Regions from separate parts of the Homo sapiens genome. Here region 1 is linked to region 2. A link is an interaction called in ENCODE POLR2A ChIA-PET data of the cell type or tissue named here. Cell type or tissue: GM12878. All regions are shown on one strand. Links, peaks and the distances in the headings refer to the core of each region. The heading gives the core; the rest is flanking DNA.

Region 1 (5,994 bases), core at 292-5,291, 350 kb before region 2:
ATGTCTTGGAACTAGATACAGGTGTTGGCTGCACGACACTGTGAATGCACTAAATACCACTAAATTGTTCACTTTAAAATGGTTAATTTTGTTATGTGAGTTTTATCGCAATTGAAAAAGTTTTGATCCCTTTTCATTATAAACTCTTAGGGATTAGATATATTTAATGTACAATTCAACTAGTCATTTTGCTTACTTTACAGACATTTAAAATTATAAAATTAGGCCAGGCACAGTGGCTCCTGCCTGTAATCCCAGCACTTTGGGAGGCCGAGGCAGGCAGATTGCTTGGGCTCAGGAGTTCGAGGCCAGCCTGGGCAACATGGCCAAAGCCCATTTCTACAAAAAAATACAAAAATTGGCTGGGTGTGGTGGCACACGCCTGTAGTCCTAGCTACTTGGGAGGCTGAGGTGAGAGGATGGCTGGAGCCTGGGAAGTTGAGGCTGTGGTAAGCCATGATCTCGCCACTGTACTCCACTTGAGACAGAGCAAGACCCTGTCTCAAAAAACAAAACACACAAAATTATATTTAAACTCTGCATATGCATTTTTGACATCAGCACTGGAAAGTCATCTCCATTTCACAATGCTTTTCAAAAATCCATTACAGAGCAATCATAATGGTGCAGTTTTGTAACATCAAATCTATTTGCGTTATCAGGAGAGTTGTTTTTCTCTTATCTTTCTATGTAAATTATGATCTCTAGGCTGGGTGTGGTGGCTCATGCCTGTAATCCCAGCACTTTGGGAGGCCAAAGCAGGCGGATCACAAGGTCAGGAGTTCAACACCAACCTGGACAACATGGTGAAATCCCATCTGTACTAAAATTACAAAAATCAGCCAGGCATGGTGGCGGGCACCTGTAATCCCAGCTACTTGGGAGGCTTAGGCAGAAGAACCGCTTGAACCCGGGAGGCAGAAGTTGCAGTGAGCCAAGATCATGCCACTGTACTCCAGCCTGGGCGACAGAGCAAGACTCCATCTCAAAAAAAAAAAAAAAAAAAATTATGATCTCTAGAAACATGCCCGAATGGACTGCTTTTCACGGGATATTTAAATCATCTGCTTATAACATCCAACAGTTCCAACTGTGAGGCCATACACAGGAGAATTTTAGATGTGTAAAATTTGTCTCTCACTAATCCAGTTGATTTCAAGCCTACAGCAGCCTTTGCCAAACAGCATTCTGGTGCTCAGAACAGAAGCAACTGTGAGAGGACACAATACTATGGAGATTCAGTAAGGCTTTTAATAAGGAGACTCTTTCCTGAGGATATCTGTGGTAAAATAAAGAAACCTGCCTTAGATTTTCATAGTTCAATATGACCAAATATAGAATATTGCAGAGACTGGAGAAAGAGATGGGTTTTTGTAAACCATGTTCTCTCTACACGTTTTTCCCCCTTATTATTCATCTTTAAATAATGAGATCTATCCAAAGTCAGCTGTTTGCCAAGCAGAGCATATATACTGACAGTCTTTAGCTTCAGTCTGTCCACTTTGGTGGTTTTTTTTAAGCCACCTTTCTCAGATGAGCAGCTAATCAGAAATAAATGCAAGTTGGCCAGGCACGATGGCTCACGCCTGTAATCCCAGCACTTTGGGAAGCTGAGGAGGGTAGATTATTTGAGGTCAGGAGTTTGAGACCAGCCTGGCCAACATGGTGAAACCCCATCTCTACTAAAAATACAAAAAAAATTCGCCAGGCCTGGTGGCGGGCCCCTGTAGTCCCAGCTACTCAGGAGGCTGAGGCAGGAGAATTGCTTGAACCTGGGAGGCGGAAGTTGCAGTGAACCAAGATTGCACCACCGTACTCCAGCCTGGGCAACAGAGTCAACTCCCAATCCAATTCTCGTTTTTTCGTCTTCTATGACTCCCAGTTTCAACCTAGGGTCATGAAAAACTGTCATCCCTGAGACCCCCAGTGTGCATCACTGAGGAACTCCAGAAATCGACGGATGCAGAAAATGAGAAATTAGAGAGTCTGGTGTAACTTCAAGATCTTGGCTTCAATAACTGGGTAGATGGTAGTTTTTCTCCTTTAGTACGGCACATATATTCAACTCAAGTGGACAAAGGGAAACTCTTCCAGGGTGGAGGGGAAGAACTAATATTCGAGTGCCTGTAAGGGGTTAAGGGGCTAAATATTATACTACAAATACAAAAACATACTGTAGTCTAACTTTAAAATTGCCAGGAAATATTGTTTTAATAAATGAGGAAGTTGAGACAAGTTGAAAACCTGACATAATCAATAGATAAGCCCAGATTAAACATCTGAGACATTTTCCAGAATAGCACACTGCAGAGTTTTTTAATGTGACAAAATATGGCTTTAATGGATCTGGTTCCTATTCTTTCAGCAATAATCTTTAAAACCGTCTTACTTCAGAACTTGAAGAAAATCCTTATTTACCTAAGGATTAGGAACAAGAAGTATTAACAGTACTGGCAGTCTGCCTCCAAAGCACAACCCTACAAGTCTGTAACCATTTTCCTTTCTACCATGATGCTACTCAAAATGAGCAAATATATTCCATTGTCACCTTCATTTCCTATCCCTTTCATGCACAACTGCCTTCGTTGAGTTCAAGCTTCTATTTCTTGGCATAAACACAAAAACATGAATTTACAGTAAAATAGAAAGCAGAAGTTTCCTCCTTTCACAAGTGGCTTCAGACTGGAACACACTCATTCTTTTCAGTAAGAAAAAGTCTATAGAAAAGTGTGACAAGTTCAGTCTTATGAGAGGGATGCAGACAATCCTGGTTACAAGTTAACCGGATCCCAATCATCCTGCACAATTTTCCAATAGGAAACAGGATAAAGTCCTTAAAAAAGATACAGCTAAATAATCATTCAAGGCATAAAGTCAGATGTTAGTTTGCTGTCTCCTACTTTTCTCATAATATAAAAAATATTTCACGATAAACAAACGACAGTACTACTAGAATCAAAGAACATCACAGCATAGATATAAACAATTGTGGTACATTTTGCAATTCAAATGATACAGACCATTTACCAAATGAGGCAATGAGCCAAATGAAAGAATAAATATTAAAAGTCTGACTGCTCACTAGCTGTGTGACTCTAAAAGTTACCTACTATGAACTTCAGTTGCCCAATCTCTACAATAAGGCTAATCTGACCTAAGCACAAGGGTTCTCTTGCTAATTAAATGAGATAATAAACATTAAATATTTAATACAGTTCTTGGCACGTAATAGGTGCTCAAACAACTATAATGGCCCATGTATTTTGATTTTATGGATTAGATTACAGGACAATTAAGATTTGAATAGTTACTGCCTCAAAAATAGGACAAGGCTTGGTGTCTCACACTTGTAATTTCAGCACTTTGGGAGGCTGTGGCAGGTGGACTGCTTGAGCCCGGGATTTTGAGACCATCCTGGGAAACATGGCAAAACCCCGACTCTACAAAAAAAATACAAAAATTAGCCGGGTTTGGTGGCGCACGCCTGTAGTCCCAGCTATTTAGGGAGCAGAGGTGGGAGGATTACCTAAGCCCAGGGAGGTCAAGGCTGCAGTGAGCCTTGATCATGCCACTGCACTCCAGCCTGGGCAACAGAGTGAGACCCTGTCCCCACCCCCCAAAAAAAGTAGGACAAAAATATCTTAAATTATGTCTTAATTTAAGGAGATAATACAAAAGAAGAGACTCACAAAAGTCTGACAGATGGGTTTTGCATAACACATTTAGGTCCAAGCTTTCAGCCATCTTTTGAGTTAAGAGCATTAGCCATAGGCACTTAACCAAGAAGCAAAGACAAGACACCCAGAGCTGTAAACTTTGCTGTGGCTCAGAAGACAGGTTTATTTCATGAAGTAGTTTTGGCATGGCATATAGTGCATGAACTTAGAGAAACAGCCTCATTCTAATATACAGGACTAAAATATCAGCCATGAACCTACTGCTCATCTAAGTGAGAAGATTCACTTCAACACTACCACCCTAAAAAAGGACACATACAACACATACAATAACTCTAACAATCGCCTGACCGGCATTCCATATGGGTATTTTATCCGATATGATTCATTAAGTTTTTTTTTCAAATATGTCTGTTCAAGGAACCCTAATTTAAAATGTACCAGTGGCACACAATGAGACTCGTGGAACATAATAAAAGATTTATTTAAAAGTTTCTTTTTGGGGGGCAGTTTCAGAGTGTAATCAACTTTGTATCATATCAATATTTGTATTAAACTGTGCACAATATCAAATGTTCGAACACATAAAAGATCCACAATCAAGTAGACAACATCAATGGTTGGAATAACAAGTGTACAGCCTTTGCCAACTCATCAATGGAAGCATGAATGCAAGGTGTAGTCCATCTTGTTTACCACCTTGTCCCTAGAGTCTAACACAGTTCCTCATCTGCAGTAAGTACTCAAATCTTAGGTAAATGTGTTAACCCCAAATACTTATACACCATAAAACACTGGATCTGTAAATGAATATTGTGTCATTGGTTGAGATACCTGAATAAAATGTACTGGACAAAAATTATTTAGCCAATAATTAATGCTCCTAAAATGCTACGTAAAGTACTTTCACATACATGATCTCAGATCCTCATAATAACTTTGTGAGATAAGTATGCCCATTTCCCAGAGAAAAAAAAGCAAGAGGTTAGACTTAACCTGTGTTGTCCAATATGGTAACCACAAGTCACAACCTACATACCATAATGAGCACTTGAAATGTGGTTACCGTAATTTTAAAGTAATTAAAATTAAATAATAACCAGTAAGTGATTCAATTACTGGAAAACTTAAGTATGTTTGGGATCACTGAAGTATTGCATATCTGCTTTCCTTTTTCTTCATTTTTGTTTGTTTAATATAGAGACGAGGTCTTAACTCTGTTACCCAGGCTGGTCTTGAATTCCTGGGCTCAAACAATGCTCCTACCTTGGCTCACAAAGTGCTGAGTTTACAGGCATGAGCCACTACCCCCAGCCCCAAATCTGCCTTTCTAACTGTAAATTTTATGAACTCTAAATACGGACCAGGATTTCCAAAGAAAATAGGGTCTGAATTGATATATGCTCTAAGTACAAAATATACATAGCCGGGCACGGTGGCTCACACCTGTAATCCTAACACTTCGGGAGGCCGAGGCAGGCATTTCACGAGGTCAAGAGATTGAGACCATCCTGACCAACATGGTGAAACCCCATCTTTACTAAAAATACCAAAAAATAAAAATAAAAAAAAAATAGCTGGGCGTGGTAGCACGCGCCTGTAGTCCCAGCGACTCGGGAGGCAGAGGCAGAAGAATCACTTGAACCTGGAAGGCGGAGGTTGCAATGAGCCGAGATCCACCATTGCACTCCAGCCTGGCGACAGAGTGAGACTTTGTCTCAAAAAAAAAGAAAAAAAAACCACACACACTAGATTTAGAAAATTTAGTATGAAAAAGAATGTAAGGTATCTCATTAGTAAATTTTATACTGATTACATATTGAAATAATATTTTGCATATCCCAAGTTAAATAAAATATATTAAATTTAATTTTATCTGGGCATGGCATGGTGACTCACGCCTGTAATCCCAGCACTTTGGGAGGCCAAGGCGAGCAGATCACTTGAGCCCAATAATTTGAGACCAGCCTGAGCAATATAGCAAGACTCTGTCTCTACCAAAAAAACCCAAAATTAATTAATTTTATGTTTTTTCACTTTTAATATGGCTGCTAGAAAACTTAAAAAATTATTTATATGAGGCCAGGAGCAGCAGCTCATGCCTATAATCCCAGCACTTTGGGAGGTCGAGGTGGGCAGATCATTTGAAGTCAGGAGTTGAAGACCAGCCTGGCCAACATGGTAAAACCCCATCTCTACTAAAAATGGAAAAATTAGCCAGGCATGGTGGCAGACACCTAAAATCCCAGCTACTTGGGAGGCTGAGGCAGGAGAATCACTTGAACCTGGCAGGTGGAGGTTGCTGTGAGCCGAGATC
Region 2 (5,994 bases), core at 385-5,384:
TCCTAGAAGTGTTCTGCCAAGGCCAAGTGTTGTAGCTCACACCTATATTCCCAACACTTTGTGAGGCTGAGGTGAGCAGATGGCTTGAGCCCAGGAGTTTAAGACCAGCCTGGGCAACATAGCAAAACCCTGTCTCTACAAAAAAATACAAAAATTAGCTGGCGTGGTGGTACATACCTGTAGTCCCAGCTACTCAGGGGTCTGCGGTGGAAGGATTGTTTGATTCCAGGAGGCACAGGTTGCAGTGAGCTGTGATCATGCCACTGCACTTCAGTCTGCAACAGAGCAAGACTTTGTCTTAAAAAAAAAAAAGTGGGGGAGGAGGCGTGGGCTTTGTCAATTTATATTCCTACCAACAGTTTATGAGTGCTTGTTCTCCTATGCCTCTCATCAACACTTTCATTCTTGCTTACCTGAGAGTCGGGAATTAGTATCATATTCAATATCATTTCATTTTGTAAGTCTTTTATTATGAGGGAAGTTAAACATTTTTCATGTCTCTTGGCCATTTACACTTGTGAATTAGCTGTTCATATCCTATGCCTGTCTCTCACCCCTCCTTCCCCACCTATTGGTTGTTCTTGAGAAGTTTCTGACCAGAAAAAAATAATCATAAACCATTAAGGGAACTGACTGAATTTTTAAAAGGCTTTGAGTGAGTTATCAGGGAAGGAAGGGAGGGAAGAAGAAAGAGAGGAAGAGGAGGGGAGAGAGGGAGGTTCTATTAAAGTCCGGAGGGAAAAATCTTAGAACAAAGAATGCAAAAAAGGTTTTTGCAGATAATTCCTATTTCAAATCAATTTTATGTTGAACTCATATATGAAACAGAAAAAAGTGGAGCAGCTCTCATCAAAGTGGGAATGGGTAACCTGCTACACCTGCTCAGCCTCCTCTTGCCCAGGAGAGGCTGTCCAGGACCTGCCTTGTTATCTTAGGACTTTAAAAAACTAAATTTAAAAACTACTCAACAAACCAGAATAATGTATTCTTTTCATAAATAATGCGATGAGTTAAAATTATGCCTGTTTTGGCTGGGCACGGTGATTCACGCCTGTAATCCCAGCACTTTGGGAGGCCGAGGTGGGTGCATCACTTGAGGTCAAGAGTTCAAGACCACCGTGGCCACATGGTGAAAGTGCATCTCCACTAAAAGTACAAAAATTAGCTGGGTGTGGTGGCATGTGCCTGTAGTCCCAGCTACTTGGGAGGCTGAAGCAAGAGAATCGCTTGAACCCGAGAGCAGAGGTTGCAGTGAGCCAAGATTGCACCATTGCACTCCAGCCTGGGAGACAGAGTAAGACTCCATCTCAAAAAAAAAAAAAATTATGTCTGTTTTAATAGAGCTCTCTACTTTTGAAAGAAAAAGGCATAAATGAATGAGATCATTTGTTATGTTGTATGTTATTATTCAGTCTCACTAGGCATTCACGAACTAGGCATCTGGTGGCATGGTACTATTCAAACTGCAAGTAGTATACTGAGAAGCAACTAATATCACCTCTAAAGAGCTAACTTTGCAAATTCATACCTGTGAAGTACAGGAAATGCCTAAATCTATTCCTCCAGATTTAGCCTTTCATCCAAGGGCGAATATATCTAAAGCATAGCCACTCAAACTTCTTTTTGCCCTTTCAAACTCAAGTGCGCCCACATTCATCATCTTTACCACCACATTGTTTCTCCTCTCCAGGTTCCCCATTTTTTTGCAGCTTTGTAACTTTCCCTTCTTCTTTTAAGCTTATCCAGTCGCCAGCTCTTATTATTTCTTCCCTCTTTTAACTTTTATTTATTGAGACAGAATTTCACTCTTTTTGCCCAGCTGGAGTGCAATGGCATGGTCTCAGCTCACTGCAACCTCCACTTCCCGGGTTCAAGTGATTCTCCTGCCTCAGCCTCCAGAGTAGCTGGGATTACAGACACCCACCACCACATCCTGATAATTTTTGTATTTTTAGTACAGACAGGGTTTCACCATGTTGCTCAACCTGGTCTCAAACTCCTGACCTCAGGTGATCCACCCTCCTCAGCCTCCCAAAGTGCTGGGATTACAGGCGTGAGCCACCGCACCTGGCCTAATTTTTCCTTTACAGAGACACATAGATTCATTGTTTCCCTACTTATAGTACCATTACTTCCTTTTTTTTTTTTTTTTATTTGAGATGGAGTCTTGCTCTGTCGCCCAGGCTGCAGTACAGTGGCACAATCTTGGCTCACTGCAACCTCTGCCTCCCGGGTTCAAGTGATTCTCCTGCCTCAGCCTCCCAAGTAGCTGGGACTACAGGCACGTGCTACCACGCCCAGCTAATTTTTTGTATTTTTAGTAGAGAAGGGGTTTCACCGTGTTAGCCAGGATGGTCTTGAATCTTCTGACTTCGTGATCTGCCCGCCTCAGCCTCCCAAAGTGCTGGGATTACAGGCATGAGCCACTGCACCCGGCCTCTTCTTTTTTATTTTGAGATGGAGTCTCACTCTGTTGGCCAGGGTGGAGTGCAGCAGTGCCATCTCAGCTCACTGCAGCTTCCGCCTCCTGGATTCAGGCAATTCTCCTGCCTCAATTCTCGTGTAATCCCAAGTAGTTGGGATTACAGGTGTGCACCACCACACCTGGCTAATTTTTTTTTTTTTTTTTTTTTTTAGTAGAGATGGGGTTTTGCCATGTTGGCCAGGCTGGTCTCGAACTCCTGGCCTCAAGTGATCTCCCTGCCTCAGCCTCCCAAAGTGCTGGGATTACAGACGTGAGCCACTGCACCTGGCCACCAAATTTTTATGCCATCTAATGGCAATTTAGATTTGTATTAATCTGTTTAGACTTCTGACCTGGTTTCTGGACAGTTCTCTGCTCTAGGCTTGTATCTTTCTTTCAGATTATAGGATGATCAACTTTCCAAACATTAATTTTTCAGCGCTACCTAAATGAGGCACAGAAAATGTCTTCGTATGCTCCGAGCATTTTGATTTCCTCTCTGACGCTTGCATCTGACTTCTTTAGTTCTGCTTTTGTTTTGAGGCCTGGTTGCAGACTGTTTTTCACATTTTTCTTTTGTGTCTGAAATCATTATGTCATATTATTGCCTAGCAGTTTTGGTTCTTGTTTCCATTGTCTCAAGTTTAGCCATCTACTTGAGCTGTATGACTTTCAGTTTAGAACAAACTCTTCAGCCTGGCATTCATGGCCACCCTTAACTTGTCATTCTTATCTATTGCAGAATCTCTTTTGATTTTTTTTTTTCCAATGGATTCTTTCTGGGGTCACCATTTTGCATAACTCTAGGCAAAATCATTCAGGCTGTGTTATATATTAATGGTTTCCCATACTGGAGCATACTATGATTTATTATTTATGTTCTGTTTTCTCAACCCATCACAGCCATCCTTTCTTCACAGTGTGGCTATGAGATGACTCCCTGTAGTCCCTCCCCACTCCTCAATTTCTAGAACTGAAATGAGAGCTTTAAGAAATTCTGAGGCCGGGCGCAGTGGCTCGTGCCTGTAATCCCAGCACTTTGGGAGGCCAAGTCGGGCAGATTGCTTGAGCCATGGGCAACATGGAGCAACCCTGTCTCTACAAAAAAATACAAAAATTAGCAGGGTGTGGTGGTGTACTCCTGTACTGGCAGCTACTCAGGAGGCTGAGGTAGGAGTATCACTGGAGCCAGGGAGGTTGGGGCTACAGTGAGTGGAGACTGAGCCACTGCACTCCAGCCTGGGTGGCAGAGCAAGACCCTGTCTCAAAAAACAAACAAACAAACAAACAAAAAACTTGATGCCCCTATCAAAAAGCAGAATTCAGATGTTAACTGAATGATGACCAACTTCCTTGTTAGAAAATACTATGTTTTTATTAAGAAAATTAAAGTCACCTTGACTATAAAATCACCAAACTTTTGAAACATTATTTTCTAAACATCTTTACCTTGTTGGGTACTTTTTCTTCTACTGGTTTACATAAAATATAAGCTGGCCCTTTAATATGATCTGTTCTGAATCATAACAAAGCAAAATTTAGAAAGGAGAAATAACAAAAAGAATTCTATCAAAGATGATCAAAATGATCCCTAGCAACTATAACCATAAGTTACAATAAGTGAAATTGAAAATGACTGATTCAGTGGATTACCCTCCCAAGTTATTTGTTCAAATGCCAAGAAGTAACTTTCTTACCATAAAAGTGTTTCCATATTTTCTTTTCTTTACTAGAGAGAAATCTCAGGTGCATTTATTATTCATATGATTAAAGCATCACCTCATTAAATTCTGCAAAAAAATCTATAAAGTATATTTGGAATTAAAACTGAAAAAGAATGAAGAATGCTTACTTTGTTCTTGGAAAACTTTATTTCAGTTTAAACAACAAAGCAAATGATATTTATGTCATCCAGGGACAGATAGGAGAGTACAGTCATTCTTCATAGCAGTTTCATTGCCAAACTCCAAATGAGAGATGTAATCTAGGTAAAAGACACTTATTATTCCAGATTACATTTACCTCACAATCTGAGATCATGAAAATTAGTCAAATATATTAGAAACAGATGTACACGAAGTCACCTCAGATAAACTGAGAAAGTGATGTCTAATGCTTTGGAAAATTCTGTTTCTACTTAATACTCAGATTAATGAGTTTTAAAGATCAGGAACATCTTTATGGGGGTTCATAAATGTTAGGAACAATGATATGCACTTTCATCAGTTTAATTATTAGGATTCAAGATGGTATTTAAAATCTAGATGTAGGCTCAGTTAGTCAGTGCCAAAAATGGAAATCTTACATTTTTTTAGAGGAAACACAAAAATATGACTATTTGGATCTTGTCTTAATTTACAACTGGTAAGTTCCTTTTTAATGCTTAAAAAAATGGACATGGTAGAATTGCTACACACCTGAAAAAGGTCTCAAATAGAATGTTCCATTAACAACAACAACTCAGAAATCTAATTCACTCTACAGATTTTATTTCTGATCAACTAATCAACTTTTATTTTCTTGAGCCTGGCTGCTGCTGATTATGTATAACTTGCCAAATAACTACACATCACTGATTTCCAAGCTTTTTTCCGTTTTATTTTTCCTCTTTAACTAAGGTACACCTAGAAATAACAAGACACTACCAAATAGCTGCAATGGCCTTCAAAATTTCTTTTACTGGCCGGGTGCAGTGGTTCAAACCTGTAATCCCAGCACTTTGAGAGGCCGAGGTGGGTGGATCACCTGAGGTCAGGAGTTCGAGACCAGTCTGGCCAACGTGGCAAAACCCTGTCTCTACTAAAAATACAAAAATTAGCTGGGCATGGTAGCAGGCACCTGTAATCCCAGGTACTCGGGAGGCAGAGGCAGGAGAATTGCTGGAACCTGGGAGGCAGAGGTTGCAGTGAGCCAAGATCGCACCACTGCACTCCGGCCTCGGCGACAGAGCAAGACTACATGTCAAAAAAAAAAAAAAAATCTTTTACTAATTGATTGTATTCCAGTGAAGACTATTGCCAATTTTTTTTCTTTTTTTCTTTTTTTGAGACGGAGTCTTGCTCTGTAGCCCAGGCTGGAGTGCAGTGGCGCGATCTCGGCTCACTGCAAGCTCCGCCTCCCGGGTTCACGCCATTCTCCTGACTCAGCCTCCCGAGTAGCTGGGACTAAGGTGCCCACCACCACGCCCAGCTAATTTTTTGTATTTTTAGTAGAGACGGGGTTTCACCATGTTAGCCAGGATGGTCTCGATCTCCTGACCTCGTGATCCGCCCGCCTCGGCCTCCCATTTTTTTTTTTTTTTTTTTTTTTTGAGACGGAGTCTCACTCTGTCTCCCAGGCTGGAGTGCAGTGGTGCTATCTTGGCTCACTACAGCCTCTGCCTCCCGGGTTCAAGCAATTCTTGTGCCTCAGCCTTAAGAGCTGCTGGGATGACAGACGTGTACCACCACGCATGGTTAATTTTTGTATTTTTGGTAGAGATGGGGTTTTGCCATGTTGGCCAGGCTGGTCTTTAACTCCTGACTTCAGAT

What was found. Peaks named below come from ENCODE experiments on the same cell type or tissue, not always from the same donor. Only the 100,000 strongest peaks of a DNase experiment are listed, where the experiment ranks them.
Region 1: POLR2A ChIA-PET joins it to region 2 with 6 read pairs; 2 of 35 experiments call an interaction of 5 or more read pairs at or near these places.

The regions. Positions count from the first base shown.
Region 1 is chr17:59,624,532-59,630,525 of GRCh38, reverse strand. The region is part of intron 1 of CLTC (clathrin heavy chain); the gene reads right to left. Among named protein-coding and RNA genes, the nearest start is that of CLTC, 7.6 kb to the right of the region's middle. In GM12878, for the core only: no CTCF peak of the experiment used is centred there; a DNase peak (open chromatin) is centred at 2,595; H3K4me3 peaks cover 2,899 bases.
Region 2 is chr17:59,274,293-59,280,286 of GRCh38, reverse strand. GDPD1 (glycerophosphodiester phosphodiesterase domain containing 1) reads right to left here. Exons shown (of 10, transcript NM_182569.4): 10 at 4,317-5,994. Among named protein-coding and RNA genes, the nearest start is that of YPEL2, 54 kb to the left of the region's middle. RefSeq lists an enhancer at 2,924-3,003. In GM12878, for the core only: no CTCF peak of the experiment used is centred there; a DNase peak (open chromatin) is centred at 3,076.